2 separate regions of the Homo sapiens genome follow, and region 2 is linked to region 1. Evidence: chromatin loops called from intact Hi-C (ENCODE). Cell type or tissue: IMR-90. All regions are shown on one strand. Links, peaks and the distances in the headings refer to the core of each region. The heading gives the core; the rest is flanking DNA. Region 1 overlaps KIF26B (kinesin family member 26B). Region 2 overlaps SMYD3 (SET and MYND domain containing 3).

Region 1 (10,963 bases), core at 1,369-9,368:
GGCCAGAACTTCCAATACCATATTGAATAGGAGTGGTGAGAGAGGGCATTCTTGTATTGTGCTGGTTTTCAAAGGGAATGCTTCCAGCTTTTGCCTATTCAGTATGATATTGGCTGTGGGTTTGTCATAAATAGCTCTTATTATTTTGAGAAACGTTTCATCGATACCTAATTTACTGAGAGTTTTTAGCATGAAGGGGTGTTGAATTTTGTTGAAGGCCTTTTCTGCATCTATTGAGATAATCGTGGTTTTTGTCATTCGTTCTGTTTATGTGATGGCTTACATTTATTGATTTGCGTATGTTGAACCAGCCTTGCATCCCAAAGATGAAGCCGACCTGATCGTGGTGGATAAGCTTTTTGATGTGCTGCTGGATTCAGTTTGCCAGTATTTTATTGAGGATTTTCACATCGATGTTCATCAGGGATATTGGCCTGAAATTTTCTTTTTTTGTTGTGTCTCTGCCAGGTTTTGGTATCAGGATGATTCTGGCCTCATAAAATGGGTTAGGGAGGAGTCCCTCTTTTTCTATAGTTTGGAATAGTTTCAGAAGGAATGGTATCAGCTCTTCTTTGTACCTCTGGTAGAATTCAGCTGTGAATCTGTCTGGTCCTGGGCTTTTTTTGGTTGGTAGGCTGCGAAATTACTGCCTCAATTTCAGAACTAGATATTGATCTATTCAGGGATTCGACTTCTTCTTGGTTTAGGCTTGGGAGGGTGTATGTGTCCAGGAATTTATCCATTTCTTCTAGATTTTGTAGTTTATTTGCATAGAGGTGTTCATAGTATTCTCTGACGGTAGTTTGTATTTCTGTGGGATCAGTGGTGATATCCCCTTTATCATTTTTTATTGTGTCTATTTGATTCTTCTCTCTTTTCTTCTTTGTTAGTCTGGCTAGCGGTCTATTTTGATAATCTTTTCAAAAAACCAGCTCCTGGATTCATTGATTTTTTGAAGGATTTTTTGTGTCTCTATTTCCTTCAGTTCTGCTCTGATCTTAGTTATTTCTTGCCTTCTGCTAGCTTTTGAATCTGTTTGCTCTTGCTTCTCTAGTTCTTTTAATTGTGATGTTAGGGTGTCGATTTTAGATCTTTCCTGCTTTCTCCTGTGGACATTGAGTGCTATAAATTTCCCTCTAAACATTGCTTTAAATGTGTCCCAGAGATTCTGGTATGTTGTGTCTTTGTGCTCATTGGTTTCAAAGAAATTATTTATTTCTGCCTTCATTTCATTATTTACCCAATAGTCATTCAGAAGCAGGTTGTTCAGTTTCCATGTAGTTGTGCAGTTTTGAGTGAGTTTCTTAACCCTGAGTTCTAATTTGATTGCAGTGTGGTCTGAGAGACTGTTTGTTATGATTTTCATTTTTTTGCATTTACTTCCAATTATGTGGTCGATTTCAGAATATGTGGTGCTGAGAAGAATGTATATTCTGTTGATTTGGGTTGGAGAGTTCTGTAGATGTCTTTTAGGTTCACTCAGTCCTGAGCTGAGTTCAAGCCCTGAATATCCTTATTAATTTTCTGTCTCGTTGCTCTAATATTGACAGTGGGATGTTAAAGTCTCCCACTATTATTGTGTGGGAGTCTAAATCTCTTTGTAGGTCTCTGAGAATTTGCTTTGCGAATCTGGGTGCTCCTGTATTGGGTGCATATATATTTAGGATCATTAGCTCTGCTTGTTGCATTGACCCCTTTACCATTATGTAACGCCTTAATTGTCTTTTTTTAATCTTTGTTGGTTTAAAGTCTGTTTTATCAGACACTACGACCGCAACCCTTGCTTTTTTTGTTTGTTTTCCATTTGCTTGGTAAATCTTCCTCCATCCCTTTATTTTGAGGCTATGTGTGACTCAGATGGGTCTCCTGAATACAGCACCCTGATGGGTCTTGACTCTTTATCCAATTTGCCAGTCTATATCTTTTAATTGGGGCATTTAGCCCATTTACATTTAAGGTTAATATTGTTATGTGTGAATTTGATCCTGTCATTATGATGCTAGCTGGTTATTTTTCCCATTAGTCGATGCAGTTTTTTCATAGCATGAATGGTCTTTACAATTTGGTATCTTTGTGCAGTGGGCTGGTACCAGTTGATCCTTTCCATGTTTAGTGCTTCCTTCAGGAGCTCTTGTAAGGCAGGCCTGGTGGTGACAAAATCTCTCAGCATTTGCCTGTCTGTAAGGGATTTTATTTCTCCTTTGCTTATGAAGCTTAGTTTGGCTGGATATGAAATTCTGGGTTGAAAATTCTTTAAGAGTGTTGACTATTGGCCCCCACCCTCTTCTGGCTTGTAGGGTTTCTGCAGAGAGATCTGCTGTTAGTCTAGGGAAGATGGGCTTCCCTTTGTGGGTAACCTGACCTTTCTCTCTAGTGCCCATAACATTTTTCCATCATTTCAACCTTGGTGAATCTGACGATTTTGTGTCTTGGGGTTGCTCTTCTCGAGGAGTATCTTTTTGGTGTTCTCTATATATTCTGAATTTAAATGTTGGCCTGTCCTGCTAGTTTGAGGAAATTCTCCTGGATAATATCCTGAAGAGTGGTTTCCAACTTGGTTCCATTCTCCCTATCACTTTCAGGTACACCAATCAAACATAGGTTTGGTCTTTTCACATAGTTCCATATTTCTTGGAGGCTTTGTTCATTCCTTTTCATTCTTTTTTCTCTAATCTTGTCTTCACGCTTTATTTCACTAAGTTGATCTTCAATCTCTGCTATCCTTTCTTCCGCTTGATCGATTCAGCTATTGATACTGTGTGTGCTTCATGAAGTTCTCATGCTGTGTTTTTCAACTCCATCAGGTCATTTGTGTTCTTCTCTAAACTGGCTATTCTAGTTAGCAATTCCTCTAACCTTTTTTCAAGGTTCTTAGCTTCCTTGTATTGGGTTAGAGCATGCTCCTTTAGTTCAGATAGAGAGATGATAAGGGATCAGAAGAGGCCAGTGGTGAATTAACTCTGTAGCCTAGAACCTTGTAGGGGTAAAAACTATTTATCATCACCTACACACTCTTACTGGGCATTTATTGTGGCCAAGACTCGGGTTCCTGTGTGTCTGTAGAGGGCCTTCATTGTGGGTATCCACAAAGTGAGTTGAAACAAAGCTCATGCATGAGAAGCGCTGATGGAGTTCTCCCTTGCTCCTGCCACCTTCTTATCATCTGTAGTCTTTTTCTTACTGCTGAGGGATCCTTCCAGTGGTCACATTTGCCCATAGCCCTCCTGAACGCTTGAGTCTGCAGAAAACCTCTAGCTGGACAGCTTCTGGGTAGAGAAACAGGCCATGAAGAGCCTCCTACATGTGCACCATGTGGCTACGCTCCGTGACGAGGGAAAAACAGGAATATCTGTCTGCTGTGATCACGTGTAGTGGTCACGGTGAGAGATGACGGGGCTGCTCCTCCTCAGCCTCCAGTCAGGCTGTGTGGCAGCGATCACCTCCATGTCGATGGAGTGTCTGTGCAGTTTGGGAGCGAGGCTCTGCCTCTCTCGGTGAGTGTCTCACAGTTCCTTTCTCCCTCAGCCCCATGATGCCGTCCAGAACAAGGTGCTGAACTGATTAATGAGCAGGACATAAAGACAACTGCTGTCCAGAGCAACAGCTGTCCCAATCCATCCGTGGAATAAACAAACAGGGCAGAGCGAGGTCCCGACCAGTGGGGACTTGGGTGCAGGAAATGCCAGTCTCTTCTTGCTTGAATCAGGGTGTCAGGGGGCCTTCCTGGCCACCACTCAGGCTGTTCCTTTAGCTTTCTGGATCCCATTCCCTGCAGGTCTACCCTTGGGAGTGAAATAGTGACCGTCCCTTTGAGCCCGAGAGCTGGGGAGAAGGCCGTGCCTGTTAACAGCTGCCTGGACCCTCTCTGGAGAGCAGCAGGGAGAGGCGGGGCTGGAGGAGATGTTGCCAAGAACCTAAGGGTGTTAGTGACAAAAGCAAGAACTCCTGGCAACAAGTCCGAGGGACTTTCTTGATCACAAGTGGTATCTCCTAAGCACTTTAATTATAGCAGATTAAGCAGGAAGTGGAGTGCCGGACTAAAGGAATAATGATACAAAGGAGGTGAAGCAGAAAAACTTAATTTCCTTCCTTTAAGGGAAAAAAAAGTCCATTTATTTAGACGCATTGCAAAGAAAAGAATGGAGTGTGGCCTTTCCCCCAGCTCGGAGCTCAGTGGGTTTTTAAAGAACTGTGTGTATCTCTTTGGCCAGACCAGCGACTGGGATCTTCAGCCTCTCTGCAGAAAATGAGCCGCAGGCTCGGGATTTCGTTAAGATGCAGGAGCATTCCTTCTGGACCAATGACTCACTCATTCAGCCCCTTCTTTCCCGCTTCTCCTTGTCAGCCCTCGCCTGGCTGAGCTCATATTTTACATTCAGCACCTCTGGTTACCCAGAAATTGCATGCAAAATTGTGAAATAGAAAAGCAGTGGGCTGTGGGCTCCATCAGCTCTGCCTGGCGTTGCATCATCCTTGACTTGCAATGCTCAGAGGCTGGGCTAGGAGATTTGCTTACAGAAAGCCTGAAGGTCCCAGGGACCTTCCCAAAGTTGCGACTTGAATGCATGCTCTTAGCACACATGCTGTGTAACTGGGGCAGATCTGTAGGAATGAGTGGAACTGAAATCAGACCTTAGAAAGTCACAGTGAATAAGAAAATTGCCAGAATGGAATGCAGATATACCTACTGGTTACTGTCCTGTATGTAGCGGCTGTGTGGGATTTGACTGTGTTTTACTAATAGGAGCCTTGTTGGGCCCAGTGCTTCATAACTAGCTCTGTCTGTCGGGAATCCCCCACAGTATCCTGCTTGTGATTCACGCTATCCAGAGTCCAGGGCAAGGAGTTCTAAAACCTTATCATGTTTTGTTTTGTTTTGATACAGAGTTTCACTCTTGTTGCCCAGGCTGGAGTGTAATGGCGTGATCTTGGCTCACCACAACCTCCGCTTCCCGGGTTCACGCCATTCTTCTGCCTCAGCCTCCCGAGTAGCTGGGACTACAGGCGCCCGCCACCATGCCCGGCTAATTTTTTGTATTTTTAGTAGAGACGGGGTTTCACCGTGTTAGCCAGGATGGTCTCTATCTCCTGACCTTGTGATCCGCCCGCCTCGGCCTCCCAAAGTGCTGGGATTACAGGCGTGAGCCACCACGCCTGGCCGTTTTGTTTTTGAGAGACAAGGTCTCGCTCTGTCACCCAGGCTGGAGTGCAGTGGCATGATCATAGCTCACTGTAACCTTGAACTCCTGAGCTCAAGTGACCCTGCTACCTCAACCTCCCAAGTAGCTGGCACCTGTAGGTGTGCACCATCACACCTGGCTATTTTTTTTTAATTAACTTTTTGTAGAGATGGGCTCTCACCATGTTGCCCAGGCTTGTCTTGAACTCCCACCTCTGCCCACATGCTGGGCATTCAATTCCTAGATCTCTTCCTCCCTCCTCTCTTGACTTGCCTCCTCCTGGATCATGATATCTTATCATTTTCCAATCACAGCGTTAATGGTAAGGCTTGAGGCTGGGCGTGGCACCCATGCCTGTAAACCCAGTGCTTTGGGAGGCAGAGGTGGGAGTTCAAGACAAGCCTGGGCCATGTTCAGCACTTTACATGCCCATTCACTGAGTTTGCACAGCCGCCCATATGACGGGCATTGTTATTCCTACTGTACAGGTGAGGAAATGGGGGCTCTGAGAAGTGTGACTGTTTGTGGGAGGCAGCAGCTGGCATGATGGAAAAAGTGTAGGCATTGGAGGTGGGATCCAAGTCCAGTCTTCCACCCACAGGTTCAGTGATGTGGGGCAAGTTATATAACACAGTTTTCTCATCTGTAAAATCTGGACAGGCATACCTACACCCTGGAGCATTGGGAGGATTAAATGAGATCGTGTAGATAACAGCATAGTCCTGGCATATGAGAGAAAATGGCAGGGATCTTTCTATGACCTCAGTGTGAGAAGCAAGATCTAAACCCTCAGAGGTAGAGTGCGTCCCACACTCGGGCTCCTTCTACTGGGACACTGGCTTCCGGATCTCCACGGAGAACTGTTCTTAAGTTAGAAGGCAAGCACAGCGGGGACACGGTGCAGGACACCTGCGGACCCAGTGCCCTTGGGATTCTTTACCTTCAGCTTTGCTCACTGCAGATTAGTCCTCATCGCTCAGCAGAGAGAGTCGAGATTGGCAGGAGGATCTCCGTCTTGAACAACATTATGATTCTCTGAGCATTTCTATATGTTGAAAATATTTTATTTAAAAATTACAACCACCCCTCCTCCTCAAAATTGCATGACAGAGATTTCACCAAACCTGACAACTGATGAGACAAAGAGAACAAGACACAGAGAGGAATTTAGAAATAATCCTTGTGCATACCTTCCGAAGTTGCCACATATTACTAAAATTACCTGTATCTGTGTCTATCCTGCTACTCTATGCATTACATATCTTTGCATCCCCCATGCCTAGCACAGTGCCCAGCACATAGTAGGTGCTCAAAAAAAGTGCCCATCATTTGTTGGACTGAACTCACAACACAGTAACAAAGAGCCAGTTAGAGCAAATGCTGTCCCTTTTCCCAGGACTGTAGCTTCCAGACCCGTGTGAGGCCTCAGCCTGATTTCTGTTCACCTTAGAACCCCAAGGCTGACTGTGCATTTCCATAAGCACCTCGCTCGCCTGCAGGACGGGGCTGGGTTGGTGGTGGGTACCAGAGGTGCTCAGTGTTCAATCACGCAGAAAGTGGGCTAAAGGGCAGCGCCTCCTGCTCCCTCCAGAGATGCACTTCCATTCTCTGAAACGACAACTTCTCTGCACTCGCTTAATGGGATCCCAAATAACACGTCGCAGACCAGTCTTTTATCACTGTTGCCCCTTGGAACACATTTCGAATGCTGGCCATTAAAAGCAGGCCATTTCACGGTTCTTTAATGATGACACTAATAACTGTGGATTTTTGTCTCCCAGAGTCCTGATGAGCTGAGCCAAGGAGTAAATTACGGAGCTAACTTTTATGTGCATGGTTTATTGATCTGTGAGCTTCAAGGAAACTGCACCAGCCCCTATAGTTTGGCAGTCCAGACTACCTTTTCATCTGTGTAATTGGGCCACGAGGGCGCAGTTAATATTCAATTTATATTAATAGGAAGACAAAGAACATGATGTGCCAGCTCCATATTGAAGTAATGGGCATATCAAAATATTCTACCTGGTAATTATAAATAAATCAGTTTTCCCGTGACCCACCAAGGATGATGTTGCTAATTCACTGTGCATTTCATCATAATTTATCCTGAGAAAGTTCAGTGCTGCCATGTGCATGTATATCGCAGAGTATACAAGGGTGCTCCATCGTAAAACACCCAGCTGTCTTCATCCATGCTGTCGCCCATCTTTTCTTAACAGGTGAAAGTCATGCTTCGCATCTGTTCCACCTTGGCTCGAGATACTTCAGAATCCAGCTCTTTCTTAAAGGTGGACCCACGGAAGAAGCAGATCACCTTGTACGATCCCCTGACTTGTGGAGGTCAAAATGCCTTCCAAAAGAGAGGCAACCAGGTTCCTCCAAAGATGTTTGCCTTCGATGCAGTTTTTCCACAAGACGCTTCTCAGGTGGGTATCAGCCCCCTCTCAGGCTCAGGCAACGTTGATGAAAGGGCAACGTTTACTCATTCACAAGGGCCCTTGAGCTGGGAGGGTGTCTTCTGGAGCATTCTGATGGACCAGTTCCTTCAGGAGTCAATCTGAGCTCCACCGAATGGTCCAGTGCTTTTGAATTACTGGTGTCAGACCTTGGGCAGGATCAGTGTGCACAGATTTCAATAAAATCTGTCCTTGGGGAGAAGGAAGTGTGAGCCAGTCAGTGGATCACACACAGAAGCAGGAAGATAACAGAAAGGGACAAGGACAATGCGTCAAGGTGCTGGTGACAGATCTAGTAGGACCCTACTCCTGCCTGGGCATTGTACGAAGGGAAAAAAAAAAGTGTTTCAGGGAGCTGATTAGAATTAGGCCATCTCCTAGGCCCTGTATAAGCACACTGGGGTTGAGGGCAAGCCTGTAGCCCTAGTAAGGAACCAGAGTGCAAGGCAGGGAAACCGAGGCTGACATGCATCCTGTGGCCTGGCTCAGTGGAGTGAAGGGGAAGAAGAGAGGCTCAGGGACAGGTGTTGTATTCGCTGAATTGCTGCCTTACAAATCACCCTAAAATTCAGTGCTTAATACAGTAAGCATTTATCATTGCTCATCGGTCAGCTGAGCAGCTCTTCTGGTCCTAGCTCAGCTCATTTTTATGTCTGTGATCAGCTGTGGGTTGGGCAGGCAGCTCTGTGGATCTTGGCTGGATATCAGCCAGGCGAAATAAGATCATCCTATATCACACCATAGGCACATGTCTTTGGGGGTTGGCTGGCCTTACACTGGTGTAGAATAGCCTTGACCAGGTCAGCTGGTCTCTCTTCCACATTGTCGGTCGTCATCCAGCAGGCTAGCTTGGGCTAGTTCTCAAGGCAGTTTCCAGGACCCATGCATGCAGGTCTCTGGAGGCCTAAGCTCAGAATTGACCCAATATCACTTCTGCTGGATTCTACTGGCCCAGCTTCATGAGATGGAGAAGAGATTGCTTCTAATGATTGGACGAGCTCCAAGTCACATTGCAAGGGAGTTGCACCCAGGCTGGGGTGGAGAATTGGGGCCATTTTTATTAATCTACTATGAGCATAATTGGGAGGCTACTTGGGGGCCCAGGGTACCAAGATTACTGAGCCATGGGCAGCCAATGAACTGCAGACCTCACCAGATGCTGCAACTAAAGCTGCTAGTAGATATCTGTTCTCCTTTGGATTCACCCTGGAGCTTTGGTGAAGATGGGCCTCTAAGTGGCACGAAACAGCACCTGTTCCTTCAGGGGAGGGAGCAGGGACAGACGTGTAGAACTGATTGCAGAAATGAATAACCCAGGTTATAGAATATAGCCTACTTTGCCTGGAGTTTGCATCTTTCTGGTAAGTTTCTAGTGCTTATCAAGATTTACATTAAACAGTGTATAGGATAATAACTAATAATCTATAGCAGAACCTGACGACAACAGTGCGAATAGTTACCATTTGCAGCCTCTGTGAATTTCCTCCAGGCTGCATCTGAGTAGAGGAGGTGGCGATGTTCTCACGGGCTCCTATATTACACCGTGGGCACACAGCACATGTTACAGGCTCCATTCATTAAGAAGTTGAGCATGCGGTTTCCCCAAAGAGTTTTACCCAAGAAGACAAAGTACTTTATGAATAAGTTCTATGGTTTCTCTCCTTATTACATTTTTTGTGTGGCATATCACCCAATGGGCTCAGTAATTTAAACCTGACGTTTGGTCTAACAAATGGCCTACAAATAATTTCATTAACACAGTTAAAACTTTTCAGAAGCAAATCTCCACAAGTTGTAAGAATTCCAAAGCAAACCCTAAATCAAGCATGGACTATGAATGCGTTTTAGATTTATTCCAGAAAAAGGGTCCATTTTAATTGCTAGTCTTTGTTTACATTTCACACTCGGCTGCAGAGCTCAGTATGCTCAATACTGGAGTTTCGCTCATTTCAGAATGCCTTACTTTCATTCACATTTCCAATGTTATAATAAATTACATGTCTGTATAAATTTGCAGTTTTCAAGACATTTCGTAGACATTAACACATTTGACTCTTCCTAGAATTCAGTGGGGTAGGAAGAGAGGCACTGATGTTCTCATGTGACACACAAGGAAACCGAGACTCAAAGATGAAGTCACTTGTTCAAAGTCCCTTTCCCGAGCAGACGTCCTTCCTGGATTCCCCCCGTTAACCTCTCTGTATCCTGCTCGGTATGGTGGTGTATCTTTGACCTCCTGCCATTTTATCCAATATTTCCTAGCAGTGTGGCCTCAGGCGAGTCACTCAACCTCTCTGGACCTCAGTGTCCTTCCTCATCTGTCAGGTGAGGACATGACCACAATGTTCCTCATCAGGCCGTGTGATTCCTCGAGTTGACACACAGGAAGTGCTCACAGCAGAGCCAGGAACACAGCAAGTGCTCAACAAATGCGGCTATTTTTACCGTTATCACTGCCAATATTAGCAGCATGCTGCTGGCCAGGGCAAACTCAGCCCCACAGGGTGGGCACCCCTGGAGCCCCCAAGCCTGAAAGGAGGGAGTGTGCGGAGTGGGCCTGTGCTCTCCAGTCCTCATTTTCAGCCTGTGAAGCCGCAGCCACTGTGGTGACCCGGGCAGTTAGAAATTGTGCTTTCTCTTCGTTTCTAAGGAAATCAGCTTCCTGAAGCTAAACAGTGATTAGAACAGTCCTGTTTCATGGTTGCCTTTGAGAGCCATATGACCCTTCAGTGGCTTCGGCAGTCGCTGGCTGCCCCTGTTGGGACACGTCTCTGCTGGGACACACCCCTGCTGGAGAACCTGGACTTGTGGGCAGGCAGAGCCTTCCTGCAGACCTGGCCCTTCCCATGGGGGCTGTGCTCGAGAAGGCTGCATGCCTCTCCAGGTCCCAGGGGAAGCAGCAAGGGGCCTCCGGGGCCCCTGCCAGCTCTTAACACACACCAGATGGACAGCCCGCTGACCACGCTCTTCTCAGTGGAGAGCCGGGTGGGAACTGTGCCAGGGGATGCCGCCCCAACTCTGCACAGCAGGTCTCCTCTCGCCCCCGGCCTCTGCACGGGTGACTCAGTGTGGTCCACACACAGCCAACATTCTCCCAGGTGGCTCAAGAATCAAATACAGCTTATTTTATGTATAGCTCAAGGTGATTTCTCAGCCTCCTGCCTCCCATCCCACTTTATGTCCAAAGAAGGCTTAGTCCATTGGGCAGCCTTCTGCCTGCTCTGCAGACACGCCTCTGGCAAATTCCATCAAGACGCTACTGCTTCTGTCTCAGGGTTAGCACTGGGCTCTCCTTGCCTAAGTCCTGGGGGGTTTGAAAGATCCTGT
Region 2 (10,963 bases), core at 1,063-9,062, 200 kb after region 1:
CTTTAATGAACAGTAAAGAACTGTCTATGATCAACTATCTTTTTAGCGGGGATAGCATGCTGTAAAGGCAGCATGAATGGGCTAGCATTTCCCCTATAATTTCCTACATATTTATGATTTTCACAGGAAACAATTTTTTTCCATCTACAGACACTGGAAATGTGAGTATCAGCTCTCTCTCTACAGTACCATAAATTCAAAATCAGTGAGGCCAGATCAATGAAATTTGATACGCACAAAACTCTTGCATATTCTCATGTGAGTGTGGAGGAGAGCAGAGTGTCATCAAGACTCCACTCCACAGCCATAGTCTCCGCATCTGCAGTTAGCTCTTTTAGGACAGCTAGATCACTGCTCCATTCTATTAGCTCCAAACATACTGCAACCACCTGTTGAAGCTGGGAAGGCTCAGCATTTTTTTCTCTTTCTCCCACTGGCTCTGCAGAAAGCATCACAATTCCAATTAGTCTGTCAAAAACGAAAGGCCATGACTTAAGGTGCAAAACACCTATGAAATAATGAATTTGGAAGGACAGGAGGAGACATATCTGTACCGGTTAGTGTACTCAAGAATCAGGCTATAGAGGAAATTGCTTCTTTGGTAGTGTAAATACAAAGTTTTCAAGAATAGTTACTACAAGGCACTTTCTATTCAAGTACCAAATTGTGAGATACAGAATATGAGGGGATTTGGTGAATGTTTTCCTTTGAACAGGGCTTTACTTCAGGTCCATACCCAAAGGAATATCAATCATGCTGCTATAAAGACACATGCACACGTATGTTTATTGCAGCAGTACTCACAATAGCAAAGACTTGGAACCAACCCAAATGTCCAACAATGATAGACTGGATTAAGAAAATGTGGCATATATACACCATGGAATACTATGCAGCCACAAAAAAGGATATTTCATGTCCTTTGTAGGGACATGGATGAAGCTGGAAACCATCATTCTCAACAAACTATCACAAGGACAAAAAACCAAACACCACATGTTCTCACTGATAGGTGGGAACTGAACAATGAGAACGCTTGGACACAGGAAGGGGAACATCACACACTGGGGCCTGTGGTGGGGTGGGGGGAGGGGGTAGGATAGCATTAGGAGATATACCTAATGTAAATGACAAGTTAATGGGTGCAGCACACCAACATGGCACATGTATACATATGTAACAAACCTGCACGTTGTGCACATGTACCCTAGAACTTAAAGTATAATTATATATAGATAGATAGATAGATATAAAGAAAAGAAAAGAAAAGAAAAAGAAACGGCCAACTCTAAGGAGATTTCAGGTCCACTGCAGACGCCCCCTACTGGCCGGTTTTCAAAGCTATGCCAAGACATGTCCTCTCAATTGCTTCCGGGTTCCAAAAAAAAAAAAAAAAAAAAGGTGGATCAAGACACCAGCGAGGCTCATTGCTTGTGGTCTGCTTCTTATGTGTTCTAGGGAATTTTATTTTCAAAAGCTACAAAGCTTTTCACAATATGGGTTTGAGGATGCTCAGTACGTGAGAATTTTGGGTTGAGGTACAGAAACCAGATAAAGCCTTGTTCATTTGCTCATTCGGCATCAACGTCCAGTGTGTCCCAATGTAAATGAATCACTGTCTAGAAAGTAGAAACATTCTTATTTTTTTTTTTAAAATATGCAACTCTTGGCTATTACTGGCTATTTCATATTCCAGGAAAGCACAGAGGATTCTGCACTGAGCTGCTGCAGGCGAGCTCACTCCTACCCAGCTCCTTAGCCTGGCCTGCGCCATCACCCAGTAGTGCCTGTGTCGAGCTGGTCTGCAGTCCCTGAGCCCCTTCCCTACCCTCAAAAGAGGAAGCAATTTCCAGTGGGAGCCAGAGCGGCCCCGGCCCATGGGGAAGGGCAGACTGAGAAGCCTTCTGAGGGAAGGATCTTGACCTGTCAACACACACACGCGCACACACACACACACATACACACACATACACACCCCCACACACATACACACACATAAAAATATGCACACACATACACACACATACACAACACACCACACACACACACACACACACCTTGAGCCTTCCCCATGCTTAAGAGCCACCCAGCTTCTTAATCTGCCCACCCCAGAACCAGGAAGAAAGAGGGAAATTTCAAGAGCCTTGGGCTCCATTCTTTGTGATGCCCAGATGTGTTTTCTCAGGCTGGGCTTGTACTGGACGAGGCTGAACAGGAGCGGGGCAGCTACCCCTCCGCTACCACTGCTGGCTTTTCCTGTGCCTCCTGTTGCTCCCTTATTAGATGACCACTCAAAGCTTAATTCCTCTCTTATGTTGTTTGAATCTCTTCAGATCACCCTTCTGGCCTTCACTACCTATTTTCTTCTTCCTCCCACTTTCTCTCATTCTTTTCCCCCTAGAACACCATCAACCCCTCAGCCCAGCCTTGCTCAGGCCCCTCAGACCATGCCTTAGTGTTCCCGGCAGGCCCTGCTTCCAACTGGACTCACTGCAGCCTGATGATGTCCTTGTTACTTTTTCACACAGCAAATATCCATCCAACAGGCACTCTTCTCTTTTCACTCCTGTCTGCACCCTCGATACTCTTCACAGAACAAGCTCTAGCCCTCTCCATAGCAGAGAACCTGCCTACTCCTCTGAGAGATGATAAATGCTCCCAGAGAGGAATCAGAGCTATAGGTGACAGCTCCTTATTCCTATTAGGTACAGAGAGGTTGAAGGGAGAGGGCTGGGCATCCAGCCTTCCCTGGTCCTCCTACACAGCTGTGCAAGGAGCACAGCAACAAGAGCAACATCACAGAGAGAGAGGGGCCGAGGGGAGGGGTTGCAGCAGCTCAGCAGGAAGGTCTGCCATGTCCCACCATGTCTGATGCACTCAGTTCTCTCAATTCTGATTCCTACACTCAGCCCTGCTCTCAACTGTGTAGGACCCCAAAAACTGGGTTCTCTAAAGGGTCTGAAAACAGCCAATCCACCACAATCACCAGCAAGTGCTGTTATAGTCCCTCTCTTCTCCTTTCCAATTAAATGAACACTAAATGGACTCGAATGCGTGAAGTCTGAGATATCATGACAAGAAGTAAATTTAGTTACTCTGAAGCAAGCTAGGCAATGTGTGAGTTTATGCAAACAAACATTTTTATGTTTTATTATAAAGTGTAACGAATGTTAGTCATGTGAGTAAACTGGGTACAGCACATTGTTCTCTTTGTATTTTGGCTGCTGACGCTGGTAGAGGAGGCATCTGTCTGCCCTGGATTAACTTCTCTGTGGTATCTGCTAATGAATCAGTGAGGCAGAGAAGCTTCCTGCAGGATCTCCCGACCTCGGCACACCTGTCCACCTGTCCATCTGCCCACCTCATGCTGCAGCGCTGGAATTCACACCAATGAACCAGTAAGGCAGAGAAGCTTCCTGCAGGATCTCCCGACCTAGGCACACCTGTCCACCTGTCCATCTGCCCACCTCATGCTGCAGCACTGGAATTCACACCAATGTGCAAACAGTTGGCATCACTTTGAAGCCACTCCAAGGTGGCATCTGCACTTAATAACAAACACCCTGCAAAAACCGCTGTGCAGCCGTGGGCCTAAGGTATGTGCCCACTTCATCAGCCTCATTCTGGGCCACTTGTCCTGTCCCGCTTCCTTCATCTCCCCATGCCTGTCACCACCCTAGCTGTTGTGCAGGTTCTTGAGTGTGGTATTTTCCCTCCTGCTACCGGGTCAGGGAGAGCTCTTCTCTGAGGCTGGCCAGCCCCTCCGGTAGTTCACTTTACTCTCACAACTGGGCTCCCTTCCCATCACCTCCTGTTTCTACCTAAAAGCAGGTCCTTCCATCGGAAGCTCTTCTAACAGTGTATCTTTCCTTCCTAGCTCTTCATGCAGTTCATAACTATACACTATATTTTGGTAATGATGTCATTGTCTCTCATGCTAGAGTGTAAACTGTCTAGTGATAGGGTTATATATGCTGGGTTTTTTTTTTAAATAATGCTATATCTAATAGTGCTTGGCACATAGGAGGTACTCAATACATATTTAAATATTTGTGACATTAATGAACAAATGGTATTAAGGATACAGACCAAGAGAGCTCAAGCAGAAAACAGAACACAGCCCTGTCATGCAGATGTCCCTACGTAAATAAGCCATTAACTTCTCTAGATCAAGCTGGTTGGGAAAAATGACATCTGTGGATAACAAATGATGAAAACTTTGTTCTTAAAGACTGTTTTGTACAAATGCATAAGAAAAGACTAAGTTTTTTTTCCTAAAGCAAGTAGTGGACATCCCAACACCATCCATGGGAGAATGAGAGACATCTGTCACAGGGCCCCAGGAACTTGGGGAAGGATTCGGGCTGGCTGACAATGACTCTTTTCTTGGCCAGTGTGGCTAAAGAGTAATACCACCTTCCTGATGACAAAGAAACAGAAACTAATAGCAGGGCATACTCATGGTTAGTTGGACATAATTGTGTAGAATGAATTTTATACAGTTTTCATTACAGAATGTGGGGTGTAGTAATTCTCTGCAAATTCTTTGTTCATTACATAAAATCCTGGGTTGAAACAGCCCTCTAGATACTATTATGCAGGGGGGCCAGAACTGACTACGTCTTATTTGACTTTTAAAGTCAAGTTTCTGGTGGACAAGCCAAATAAACAGCCCCACTTAAGAGAATTCAATCCTAAAGAAGTTTATTTTTGTCTGGGTGTGCTACGTATTATACTAGAGCCAATTACAAATGTTTAAAATAGCTAAACTTTTAAAAATGTGTTTGATGCTTTTATATGCAAAAGTGTTTTCAAAAACAATAATAGTGTCAATAAACAGAGTATCGGATTTGACAAGGTGGATTGTTAAGTGGTTGCAAACTGTTCCCACAAGACGCTGATGAGTGCATCCCTCTGGCCTGGAGGGCATGGAATCAGGCCATCATTTCTAGCCACGGTAACTAAACTTACTTCTTGTCATAAATATCTCAGACTTCAGGCATTCAAGTCTAAGTCCATGATTTAGATGAAGATATTTAAGACATGTTTATCAAACCTGCAGCTGCTACGAAGCTCAGAGGAAGGGATAAGAGCTCTTATAATCTTGGCCATGGTAGTTAATCCAGCAGACTCTCCATTTCTTCATCTATAAAGTGTGACAATGATTTCGATTTTGTAGGGTTATTGTAAAGAATTAATGAGCCAAGGTATATAAAGTGAACCAGTAAAGTTAGTTATCTTCTTTTACACAAAGAATAGCAGAATCAGGATTTGTTAAAAAAAAAAAAAAAATCACAAAAACTCAAGTTGGAAAAATGGGCTAAAGCTAATAATTGTATCAATAAAAAAGGGAAACCCAGCATGTAGCTTTAAAAAAACAAAACAAAACAAAACTCTGTGGAAGGATCTACAAAAACAACGACACATGAATAAAACAAGTAAGTTGTTTAAAAAAACACCAAAACACCAAAAAAAAAAACCTTTGAGTAATGTCACCAAATCGTGTTCTTCCAAAATATAATAACGCCATTTGTAGACTCTTAAGACTTGTTATATATAATCAATCAGTCCTACTGATTAAAGGAAGGTTGCATGTTTTACAACCTTAGGGCAGAGATTCCTGGTGGACTGACGTTAGGAATGCGTAAACAACATTGTCACCAATGTATTCCACTGAGTTCTATTTTATAATTACTTATTTAAAATAATTTGAGTTGCTCTCATAGTAAACCTGCATTTAAGCAACAAAATTACTGAATACCCACAGAATGGGGAGATTTGACTTGGTAGTGTTCCTGGCATGGAGTTCTAGAAGTTCTCAGTGGCCACAAGCTCAGCAGGAGACAACTGCTGTGAAGCCATTGAAGTCTTCACCTCAACTACACTAGTCCTAGGGCCAGAGAGCCAAACGCTGACCTCCCCCTCTCCCCAAGTCATAAGACAACTCTCTTTTTCCTTTACTACAAATTATGAAAATAGCTACTTGATATCAAGGTCACAACTAATTTCATTTTATTCAACTTAATCTCTTGAAAAATGATTGGTTTTTTAAAAAGATACATTTTGCATTGCATACCTCCCCAAAGCAGGAGTATTGCAGTACTAGAGATGGAATCAACCATGCTTCAGCTACCCCTGGTTAGTGGCTTCAGGCTATAGCCTAGGGCCTGGCTTTGGGCTCCAGAGCTTTCTGGATAATAAGGTGGCTCCAGTTTCCAATGTTCCCTCATGGTGCCTGTTGGTGGCCTAAAATTCTGTGATTTCTTTTAAAACAACAAAAGTCAAGCTATGAAGAGAGTGAGGAATGAATCTGCCAGGCCAGCATTGCTCTTCAAGATAATGGAATAATCGGAAGACAGAACCAGACTGGAAACCTTGGGCCTCGTCTTAAGCTCTTATCTTGGGCAAATCTCTTAAGTCATTGAGACTTGTTGAGGGGCTGCCATCAGATCACCTTTAAAGTCTTCTCTAGTTCTGAAATTCTATCAGCTGCCAACTGCCTTGGCACACAGGCAACATTGGCCTTTATGAATCTGTGGACACCACTTGCCTCTCAAAACTGCCAGAAATGAGTTAAAAAGCATGAATGTTCAAGACTCACAGGGCTGGCAGAGAAGCTCTACAGCTTCTAAAAATACTTCTTCTCTTTCTTCATTATCTGATTCACAGGACCTAATTTAATGGTGAAATTCCGGAATGGCGTGCCGAAACCTCTGACTGTGACATGAAAGATGGTCATCTTGCACCTGGGATTCAGTTATGAATGGCTTGCCGTATGTGCAAGCACTCTGTCATTTGCCTCCAGCTGTTTATTCGTCACACTGGGGCACAGGAGAGGTGCTAGGAGCAAACCAACAGCAAAATAAAAACATTAATTTATGCAAAGCTTTCTAGACACAACTGCTGTTGCTGAGAAACAATTACCACTACAAACCTGGTGTTTTAGGTTGAACCATATGAACTGGCCAATTTCACGTATGAACTGGCCAATTTCACAGGTCAACAATGGTGACTGTCAACAGTTTCATATGGTTAAATACACACAAAGCCCCCCAGTGGCTGGGGAAAGTGGTATTCTACAGGTTTTTCTCTGAGTGCAATGATGGTGGGAAGAAGATGGACGACAACTCAAATGCAAACCCCAGCCACGTGGAGGCTAAAAAGTTATTATGTAACAAAACGACATTATAGAAATGCCTTCTGGAACTACTAGAATTAGGTGGGAATTCTTAAGGAAAGGAAAATCATTATTTCTAGAGTTAACAAAAGCTGGAAGGAAAATGACAAACACACAAACCTATCAGCTTAAGAAAATTTCTAAAATTTGATGTGCCTGATTTTGAAGCCAACAGAAGAGGGAACAGAGAGATGCAGAGAAACAATGTCCTATTGGATCCTTTGAGCCCTGGATCCAACCAGGCTTGAGGCCAGATATCCCTGGACTTTCCAGTTACGTAAGTCAGTATTTTTTTTTTTTTTTTTTGAGACAGAGTCTCTCTCTGTCGCCCAGGCTGGAGTGGAGTGGCACAATCTCGGCTCACTGCAACCTCCGCCTCCCGGGTTCAAGGATTCTCCTGCCTCAGACTTCCAAGCAGCTGGGACCACAGGCGCCCACCACCACACTCGGGTAATTTTTGTATTTTTAGTAGAGACAGGGTTTCAACATATTGGCCAGGCTGGTCTTGAACTCCTGTCCTTGTGATCTGCCCATCTCGGCCTCCCAAAGTGTTGGGATTACAGGCGTGAGGCACCGCGCCCAGCTGAGTCAGTATCTTTCTTATTAAAGCACATACTCATGCATACACACACAATAGCACTCACTGCCGTGGTCTGGATGTTCTCCCAAATTAATGTGTTAAAACTTAATTCCCGGCCGGGCGCAGTGGCACTTTGGGAGGCCAAGGCAGGCGGATCACGAAGTCAGGAGATCCAGACCATCCTGGCTAATGTGGTGAAACCCCATCTCTACTAAAAATACGGGCGCCTGTAGTCCCAGCTACTCGGGAGGCTGAGGCAGGAGAATGGCATGGACCTGGGAGGCGGAGCTTGCATTGAGCTGAGATTGCACCACTGCACTCCAGCCTGGGTGACAAAGCGAGACTCCGTCTCAAAACAAAAACAAAAACAAAAAAACTTAATTCCCACTGTAGTGGTAGTAAGAGTGGGGCCTTTGGGAACTGATTAAGCCATGAGGGCTCTGCTCTTATAAATGAATTAGTACCTTATAAAAGAGCTAGAGGGAACTAACTTAGGCCCCTTTTTTGCCCTTTTGCATTCTGCCACGTGAGGACACAGAGTTCATCCCCTCTGGAGGCCACAGCAACAAGGAACCATCTTGAAGTTGGAGCGAGCAGCCCTCACCAGGCGCTGAACCTGCCAGTGCCTGGATCTTGGTGTCTCAGCCTCTCCAACTGTGCTGAGTAACTTTCTGTTGTTTATAAATTACCCAGTCTGTGGTATTTTGTTGTGGCAGCACAAAGATACCCACCACATACACAAAAGCTTATGATGCTGGACCAACCCATCTCAAAATGTTGAACTGAATCACAACAAGCAAGACCCATTTCATATCAAAACTTCAAAAAAGCTTTGGCTTCTAGTCTGATTCACAAGTACATGCGTTCAAGGCCCAAGCAGTTAAAACCCTGCACAGATAAATTGTAAGAGCCTGGGTAAAAGAAAATAGAATTTCCTGGTAAGTGAGAATGAAAAAAAAAAAAAAAGTTTACCACATGTGTAGATTTAACCAGTACGTTACTAATGCAGAGAAGGGAAGAATCAGGCTATTTCATAATCAAATGTTGATAATATAAGAGAGGGGCAAGTTTATTATGTCCTCATCAGAAGCAAGAAGCTGGATGTCAGGTATACTGTGAAAAATTGCACAAGCCAAGACCTAAGACTGGATTAAAATTATCAAATTGTTATTAGATGAAAGTTACTAGAATATTGTCAGATTATCCTAACCATAAGAGTAGCAGAACAGTACTCAATGTTTCTAATCAGTTTTGTCTATTTTCTGAGCTGGTTAAACATTTGCTGATGTGCAATTTGTAAAGTCACAGCCATCTGTTCATTTGTGTCTTAAGTCTTCCTGCATAAATTCTGCTCTTTTACCTGTTTTGGGGAAATAAAAGTTTATTTTAATTTACTGCCAAAATTTGTGGCACAGGAAAGGGATAGGTTGAAACCAAAAACTATTTTGCTTTTTTACCATCTATTAGTCATCCTTTGAAAAATCAATATTCAGTGCTCACCCCGTCTGTGGCTCCAGGCAATCAAAAGAAAATTGTGTACTGTCCCCATTCAGACTGATGATGCATTGTGCCATTATCCTGTGAGCTAATATGAGATTCAGTATCTGCTGTCTTACCTGACAAATAAGCCTTCAGAATCCAGGCTTGGGCACATTATTTGAAGAATCTGCAGCTTTAATATAATTTATATTCCCAAGTTCCTTCTACTGCTTCAGTATATGCAGCATATGACTTGAGATAGAAGGATAAAGAAACCAGAATGATTCTCTTCTTTCCTACCCCATCATCTGATCAATTCTGGACATTCCTTTCAACCCTGTGGCCATCTATTACAAGTTGAGTGCCTACTATGTGTCAGAGAATATGTTAGCTGCTGGGAAGACAGTTATGAAGAAGACGGGGTCTTTCCAGTTGTTCAACTTTTTTTGCTACTCATAAAGAGGATAAAAGAAAGAGAAAGAAGAGAAAGAATTCCAGTCTGTTAGGAAATATTATAAAATTACTCCAAAGTGGGGATGCAGAATTAAAATATACCAGAAGTAAAAAAGAGAAATGCTGATGTTCTATTTCATGATCAATAATAAAAACAGTAACAGCTTATATTTGTTGAATGCTTATTTTTTGCCATCCATATTGCTAGGATTTGTCTTACTTAATCCTTATCACAACGCTGTGAGGTAGGTACTGTAAATAAATCCATTTTAGAAATGGGAAAACTGAGGCTCAGGGAAGTTAAATTCCATGTCTACAATAAAATATCTCAAAGCAATGGAGTTGCCGCAGAAACCTACCTGCCTCCGATACCTGAACCCTTCCTTGCTATGCTATATTGCAGGAACTTGGCCCTAAACTGACACCTTGCCAACTTGGGATACGTGTTATTTCTAAAGATGAACTTTCAAAGTGGGTTAAAAGAGGGAGAAGGCCGGGCGCGGTGGCTCACGCCTGTAATCCCAGCACTTTGGGAGGCCGAGGCGGGTGGATCATGAGGTCAGGAGATGGAGACCATCCTGGCTAACAAGGTGAAACCCCGTCTCTACTAAAAATACAAAAAATTAGCCGGGCGCGGTGGCGGGCGCCTGTAGTCCCAGCTACTCGGGAGGCTGAGGCAGGAGAATGGCGTGAACCCGGGAGGCGGAGCTTGCAGTGAGCCGAGATCGCGCCACTGCAGTCCGCAATCCGGCCTGGGCGACAGAGCGAGACTCCGTCTCAAAAAAAAAAAAAAAAAAAAAAAAAAAAAGAGGGAGAAAAATGGTAAGACATATCTTCCTAACAGTTAGAAATGAACAGAGAAATGAGTCAGGATTGAGGACAGGGCTGAAGGTGTCTTCTGGGACCAGTCAAGAGTGGGGTGTGGTCAGGCTGCTGCTGCTCACTCCTCCTCCCACGCAGCACCCACAGGCTGCATGGTGCAACTGGGAGGCTTGCTGGAAAATGGCAAGTCCTGCTGCAGGCGGGCTACAGTGGGCAGCCCTCACCTCCACTCCTGGCCAAACTGACCAGGGCCACTCTCCTTACACAGAGACCATGCTGCTGACCAGGTCTCTCTGGGGCCATCAGCCTCAGGTCAGCAAAAGGTCTTACAAAAGTCAAGAAATTGCTTATGATTACAGCTCTGCAATGCAAACGCGTTTTTACCAACAAAGAAAAAAAAAAGGTTGGAGAGGAAGAAGAAGAGAGAAAAAGAAACATTTGGCCAAGGCCAG

Evidence for each region. A loop is a pair of places that touch in the nucleus more often than their neighbours do. Peaks named below come from ENCODE experiments on the same cell type or tissue, not always from the same donor. Only the 100,000 strongest peaks of a DNase experiment are listed, where the experiment ranks them.
Region 2: a loop joins it to region 1, with 3 times the contacts of the local background. A loop is called at or near these places in 2 of 110 quality-filtered maps.

Annotation. Positions count from the first base shown.
Region 1 is chr1:245,595,178-245,606,140 of GRCh38, forward strand. It overlaps KIF26B (kinesin family member 26B), which reads left to right. Exons shown (of 15, transcript NM_018012.4): 6 at 7,400-7,606. Among named protein-coding and RNA genes, the nearest start is that of KIF26B-AS1, 370 kb to the left of the region's middle. RefSeq lists an enhancer at 10,866-10,963. In IMR-90, for the core only: no CTCF peak of the experiment used is centred there; a DNase peak (open chromatin) is centred at 4,414; H3K27ac peaks cover 2,338 bases.
Region 2 is chr1:245,796,449-245,807,411 of GRCh38, forward strand. All of the region lies in intron 10 of SMYD3 (SET and MYND domain containing 3), which reads right to left. Among named protein-coding and RNA genes, the nearest start is that of SMYD3-AS1, 310 kb to the right of the region's middle. RefSeq lists an enhancer at 10,805-10,963. In IMR-90, for the core only: a CTCF peak has its summit at 1,328 (motif pointing left); DNase peaks (open chromatin) are centred at 4,643 and 4,933; H3K27ac peaks cover 1,619 bases.